2 separate regions of the Homo sapiens genome follow, and region 1 is linked to region 2. A link is a loop called in an ENCODE intact Hi-C map of the cell type or tissue named here. Cell type or tissue: IMR-90. All regions are shown on one strand. Each heading gives the region's core, and the rest is flanking DNA. Links, peaks and the distances in the headings are about the cores only. Region 1 overlaps SGMS1 (sphingomyelin synthase 1). Region 2 overlaps SGMS1 (sphingomyelin synthase 1).

Region 1 (2,922 bases), core at 332-2,831, 110 kb after region 2:
ACACATTTCTTAGAACATAGCCTCATAATTAAGCAACTCAGTAAATATAAGGCATTACTATTATTAAATTATGACATGCATCCCCAAACTCACTTCTTTTCCAAATTGTCCTTAACTTTTAATTATAAAGAATTTGTTAAAATTCATTAAGTGTAGAAAATAAATTAATGAACTTTCCTTCACTTTTAAAAACCTCTACTCTTATAGTTTTTTCTACACATACACACACACACACACACACACACACACACACACACACACACACACATACTCTTTTCTCATGACTTCAATTACTTGTTTATGTCCTGGTTAGTTTCTTAAATCTCTCAAGAATTTTAAAAGATCTATTCTTTCTTGAGCATTTGGAACTATTTTATTTCTTCCCCAAATAAGAAAAATTAAGAACAATTGAAGCTATTCAGGGTCATTCATTTAAAGTATAACATAGATTCCAAAATGACACCCAACTAAGAATAAATTAAAGGCTTGGTATCAAAGACCCTCTATTTTCTTTTTCTAGCCCTAATTAGCAGTATTATCTTCTTTTCATTCTACTAAACTATAGTTCTAGCCTTTTCCCAAAACATGATCTTCCTCTACCATCTCTGTTCAGACTGTTCCTTTCTGCTCAAACTGTTCCTTCTACCTAGAGTGTCCCCTAAGCACTCCTCCCAACTCTGTTCAAAGGTCTCATCCAGATAACTGAATGAGTGCACCATGATGTTACCAAAGATGTTCATTACAGCACACTTTACAAAAATGAAAAGTTGAAAACAAAAATGTCCAGTAATATGCAACATTATAGACTACGTACACATGGAATGCTATATATTATGTATACATCTACAATTATGTAGATGTATATTTATTGCTGTGGCATCATCTTACTATATTGTCAACTGAAGCCGATTTCAAAACAATAGTAATAACCAGACCCATTTTAGAGGGAAAATAAAGCATGTATCTAATCTCGGCATAGAAAAGTATGGCAGAATACAAAAAAAAAAAAAAGCAATGTTAATTGTTAGCATTTTCACTGCCATGCAAAATAGTTTTGCAAATGCAAAATAGTTTTTGCATTCTAAAGTTCTATCCAATTAGCAATGTTAACTTTTATAGTTTCATAAAAGGTACTTTAATAAAAAGGCATTAATCATTAAATATCTAATCCACATATCATCTGCTCCTGAATCTCATCCCTGATCTAGCCCACTCCTCTTGCCACCCAGGTAATTTCTCTTTCTCTTCTGTTTTCTGAGTATTTTATATGTCTTTTATAATACCTACCACATTCAGTTTGAAATTATAGTTTTCTCTTTTCAGGTTTGATTATCAATTCCTAAAGTGCAATAAGTCTGTCTTATTTGTACTGAAATGTATCGTCAAAAGCAACGAGTCCCAAGTATCTAGTAAACATATTTTTGTTTATATCAACAAACATGAGTTTGTTGATATGAACATAATGCAACGCTATAAAATTTGCGCATCTAAAGACTATACACATAGCATCTCTCTAATGAAGAAATCTTCTATACAAGGGATGTTTGGAAACCACATAAGGCCCATTCTGTTAAGAGAGATGATAATATAAGTCAGAATGTTATATCTATAATAAAATTTCTGTATTAAATTATTATTTCCATGTTTGCTTTCAAAGTACAAAGACACACTTATTTAAATTAAGCCAAAGGTAATTATTTCATAATCCAAAGGCAAGTCTCTCAGATTTTAACCACGAGCTTCCTCTTGAAATGAACACAGATTACTTTTGCAGTAATCCAAGTCCATCCCTGACTCAGCGGGAACTATAAATACCTTTTGTTTTAAGAGGAAATCGGGGAAATGAATGTTTTACAATTATGTAAGTCTGATTCAAAGAACTGACACAAGCAAATGTTTTGAAATATCCAAGGCATTTTTGTAAGGTTCAATAAAAAATGTGTTTTGAGAACTAGGTGGGTGAGATTTAAAGTAAAAACAACAAACACAATCTTAGCTGTTACTTAGCAATTTCAGGGTTCGATTGCTTCCTTCTAAAGGGCAAGTTAGAAAACTGAAGAAGTTGCTTCTAGAAGAAACATTGAGATGTCTGATCTGGTTTCGTTTTTTTCCTCCATTTCACTCCCTAAGATTTTAATCAAGCCAAGATGAACCTTAAACTGCCCAGGTTTTGTTTTGTTTTTACTCTCTCCCTAGAGGCAATTGGGTTTCCATTAAAACTTAATTTTGAATCAAAAGCAAAGCTGCATGGAATGCTTAGTTGGGAGGAATCCTGACTACTTGTCTCTGTAGCACCACTACCTGAAGGAATTTAAGATTTGAAGGAATATGGGGAAGGGAGAGAAGGAAGTTCAATAGGCAGTGAGCAGAATGACTGATCGCCAATACTAGCACTTGGAGATCAGTTTAACAGCCAGAATAGGCAAGCGATGCCAGGGGTCAGTTATGAAGCTGAGTCAACAACTCAAGAAACTGTTCTAAATTCTAAATTGGTTTTGGCATCTATTTTCAATTCCAGAAACAATATGAGCATGACAACTTGAGTTACAGCAAGCACTGACTCAAAACCAAACCTTGTTTTTATTCATCAAATGAAACTCTTACCACCACGGCTGAGGCAGATAATTAAAGAATTGTGGCTTAGAAATGTCTTCACAACAGGAAACCTACAATTAGTGGTGTATTAGAGCCAACTTATACCAGGCCACTAGAACCAATTGTTAAATTCTCAAAATTTTTAGCAAGCTGGTTGTTAAACACAGTCATTATTAAAAGTTAAATTATATAAACAAAATTAAAATAAATCATACTAAAAACAAAGGTAATAAATACTCAAATCTCATCACTTCCTATTATTTTACTGTTAAGCATGCTCTTGAGGTGATTTGTAACTACTGTATCTGGTTGGTAGAAACTATATAA
Region 2 (2,922 bases), core at 270-2,769:
CCATTAGGAGGAAGGGGGTAACCTAGAACTAAAACCCATCAAATAATGCTGCACAAATTAATGGCTTTCATAGCTTTGACAGCTTTGGTATAGCTTTGTTGAAGAGCTGAAAGTGAGTACTAAGGAGCAGAAATGCGATTTAAAATAAGCATTGACAATCGCTAATGCTGCAGCCTAGAGCAGCCCAGGAAAGTCAGCAAGGCAGACCCTATCTGCTGTAGGTCTCCAGTGTTGGAGCCGAGCCTAGAATCCAAGTCCTCTGACTATTTAAATGTGCTATTTACAAAACTATATGCTGCCTTGTGCACAGCTTGGCCCTCACAAGCTTGGATAAACCAGGAACTTGATACATACAAAGGAACTTTTCCTTCAGCAGCCTAGGTACCTTGCAGAAGTAATATTATACTATTCCAACTACCATGAACAGCCAGACATTTTCTCAAAGTCCCTCTCTCCCTCCTATTAAGGTAAATTATTTTGTTCTGTTCCCAAAGAGCAGTCTTCCTCCAGAATAGAAAATTCATTATCATCCACAAAATGCTAAAAAGGCTGCTGTTAAAACACTCAGACCAAAGACCAAATCCAATACACGAATCAAGTAACAGGATCAGGAGGAGGAATGGTAGAATCCTCATCAATCTGCATCTTCAGCAGCCTGCAACTGAGAAACACACCTTACACACTGTGGTGTCCCTCAACATCAACTTCCCAAGTGGCCCAAAACAGCAAAACTATGCCACTTCCCCAATTTCAACTGGCATGTAACAGCCCTCCTAACCGTGACACTTAGAACTAGTGAGCTTTTGGCTATGAAAAAAGAGGTTTCCCCAAGTATTTTTCAATGCTAACACCATGTGCTCATGAACAGAAAATTCATTTCATCCATGAAATGCCAAAAATGCTGCTCTTAAACACTCAAATCAAAGACCAGATCTGATAAAGGAATCAAGCAGCAGAATTATTGTAAGTTATGAAATGTCCTTTAGCCTGACTTTGTAGTCCCCACCAGGAAGGTAATGTGTTTGAAAGTGTGATGAATGCTTTAGATTTCAAAGCAGCAATGAAGAGGCTCAAAGCTGCCTCTTACAATTTCTCCGGCCTTATTTTACTGTTGGTCAGTAAAAACATGACTTACAGGGTAGTTTTACAAAATAAAACAATATCTTTTGTTTGTACACAGATTCCAACATTTTAGCAGTGTTTTCCCATCAGTTATCTCACTGTATCTTCACAAGCTTGTCAGTTGGTGAGCGTAGTTGTTACTATGCCCATTTAAAAGAGTGGCTTACCGACCAGTACATGAGGTCACACAGAGTGACTCAGTTGGGTTCAGAGCCCAAATGTCTTACCTCTGAGCTAAACAATCTTGCCTTTAGGTCCCTGGAAAACACCTGCTATTGTTGCAAACACCTTTCCAAATAACAAGGACAATACCCAAGGCTGGACAATTTCTCCAGGTTTACTTTTTGTTGTTCTTGTTGTTGTTCTAATGAAATTTAACCAATTTTAAATATGTCATTTATTAATACACGATTGAATAGCTAAAACAACATTTATTCACTATTCACTAACTATTTTTCGTAAGCTTAGTTTTTATTTAAATCAAGCTCCCCTGTCTCTATAAAAGTTATTTCTTTCTTTTTTTTTTTTTTTTTTAGACAGTCTCACTCTCTTGAGAGCCCCGGCTGGAGTGCAATGGCACAATCTCGGCTCACTGCAACCTCCACCTCCTGGGTTCAAGCAATTCTCCTGCCTCAGCCTCCCAAGTAGCTGGGATTATAGGTGCATGCCGCCACACCCGGCTAATTTTTTGTATTTTAGTAGAGACAGGGTTTCACTGTGTTGCCCAGGCTGGTCTCAAACTCCTGAGCTCAGGCAATGTCCACCGCCTTGGGCCTCCCAAAGTGCTAGGATTACAGGCGTGAGCCAACTTGCCCGGCCTATAAAAATCATTTCTGTGGAATTCTTTCACAAACCAATTGCCCATTTTCTGCCTTCTCTCTTCTTAAACAAAGCATTCCCAATTGATTTTAACTTTCCTTGCTTTATATTGTGCTATACTGGTCTCCAAGCTCACTTTTATAGGAACAACAATGAGCATGAATCCAACTTCAAACTGCAGTTTTGGGCTACCATGCAGGTGGCTCTAGACAAACCATTTTACCATCCTAGCCTCAGTTTTCTCACCTGTAAAATGGCAAGAACATTTTCTCATCCTCAACCTCTACCCACCAAAGCAAGACAATGTTTATAAAAGTGATTGCTAAAATAAAGTGTTATACAAATTTCAGGCAGCATTACTTAACAATCCAAGTTAGGTCCATCTTTTGGGGGGTTCTTAAGGGAGAACTCAATGCCTAACAGTCAGCAAGTGAAATCTGGATGATTCTCCTTAAATATAGATCCCTGCCGGACGCTCACTGGTGGCCATCTCTTGATCACTCAAGAGACTTTTATGTGTTCTCTATACATATAGTAATCACTCCACTCCTGGAAAGATGTGGTTTTTACTCACAAATATTATGCCCACCACAACTGATCTAAAGGACAAGAGATTTTACTCCTCTTAGAATTCATACATACAACTTTTAAAATAGACTTTTCCCTTCACTCGGCTGTGAAGAATCTGGCTGTCTACATTTCTCCATTCTCAAATGTACTCATCAATTCCTATACTAGGCAGACTTGTTTTAGGGATAGGGGGTGTCTCTAAGCAATTATCAGCAATAAAACACTAATCTCCCACCAGCCCCTCCTTCCCTCCATCAAAAAAAACTTTTAAATTTTGTTGTAGTCTCTAACCGGAAGACTTATCAAAGGCTTGATAAAATCTTAAATAAAGGTCAGCTATGGATTTCTATTACCCATATTCTTATTTGTCACATTAAAGAAATCCAGCATTTCAGTCAGGCAAGATTTCCC

Evidence for each region. Hi-C counts contacts between places; a loop is a spot of excess contacts. Peaks named below come from ENCODE experiments on the same cell type or tissue, not always from the same donor. Only the 100,000 strongest peaks of a DNase experiment are listed, where the experiment ranks them.
Region 1: it touches region 2 in a loop (2.0-fold over the local background); 4 of 110 quality-filtered maps call a loop at or near these places.

Annotation. Positions count from the first base shown.
Region 1 is chr10:50,429,474-50,432,395 of GRCh38, forward strand. All of the region lies in intron 6 of SGMS1 (sphingomyelin synthase 1), which reads right to left. Among named protein-coding and RNA genes, the nearest start is that of ASAH2, 180 kb to the left of the region's middle. RefSeq lists an enhancer at 2,374-2,593. In IMR-90, for the core only: no CTCF peak of the experiment used is centred there; a DNase peak (open chromatin) is centred at 1,808.
Region 2 is chr10:50,316,165-50,319,086 of GRCh38, forward strand. All of the region lies in intron 8 of SGMS1 (sphingomyelin synthase 1), which reads right to left. Among named protein-coding and RNA genes, the nearest start is that of ASAH2, 66 kb to the left of the region's middle. In IMR-90, for the core only: no CTCF peak of the experiment used is centred there; no DNase peak of the experiment used is centred there.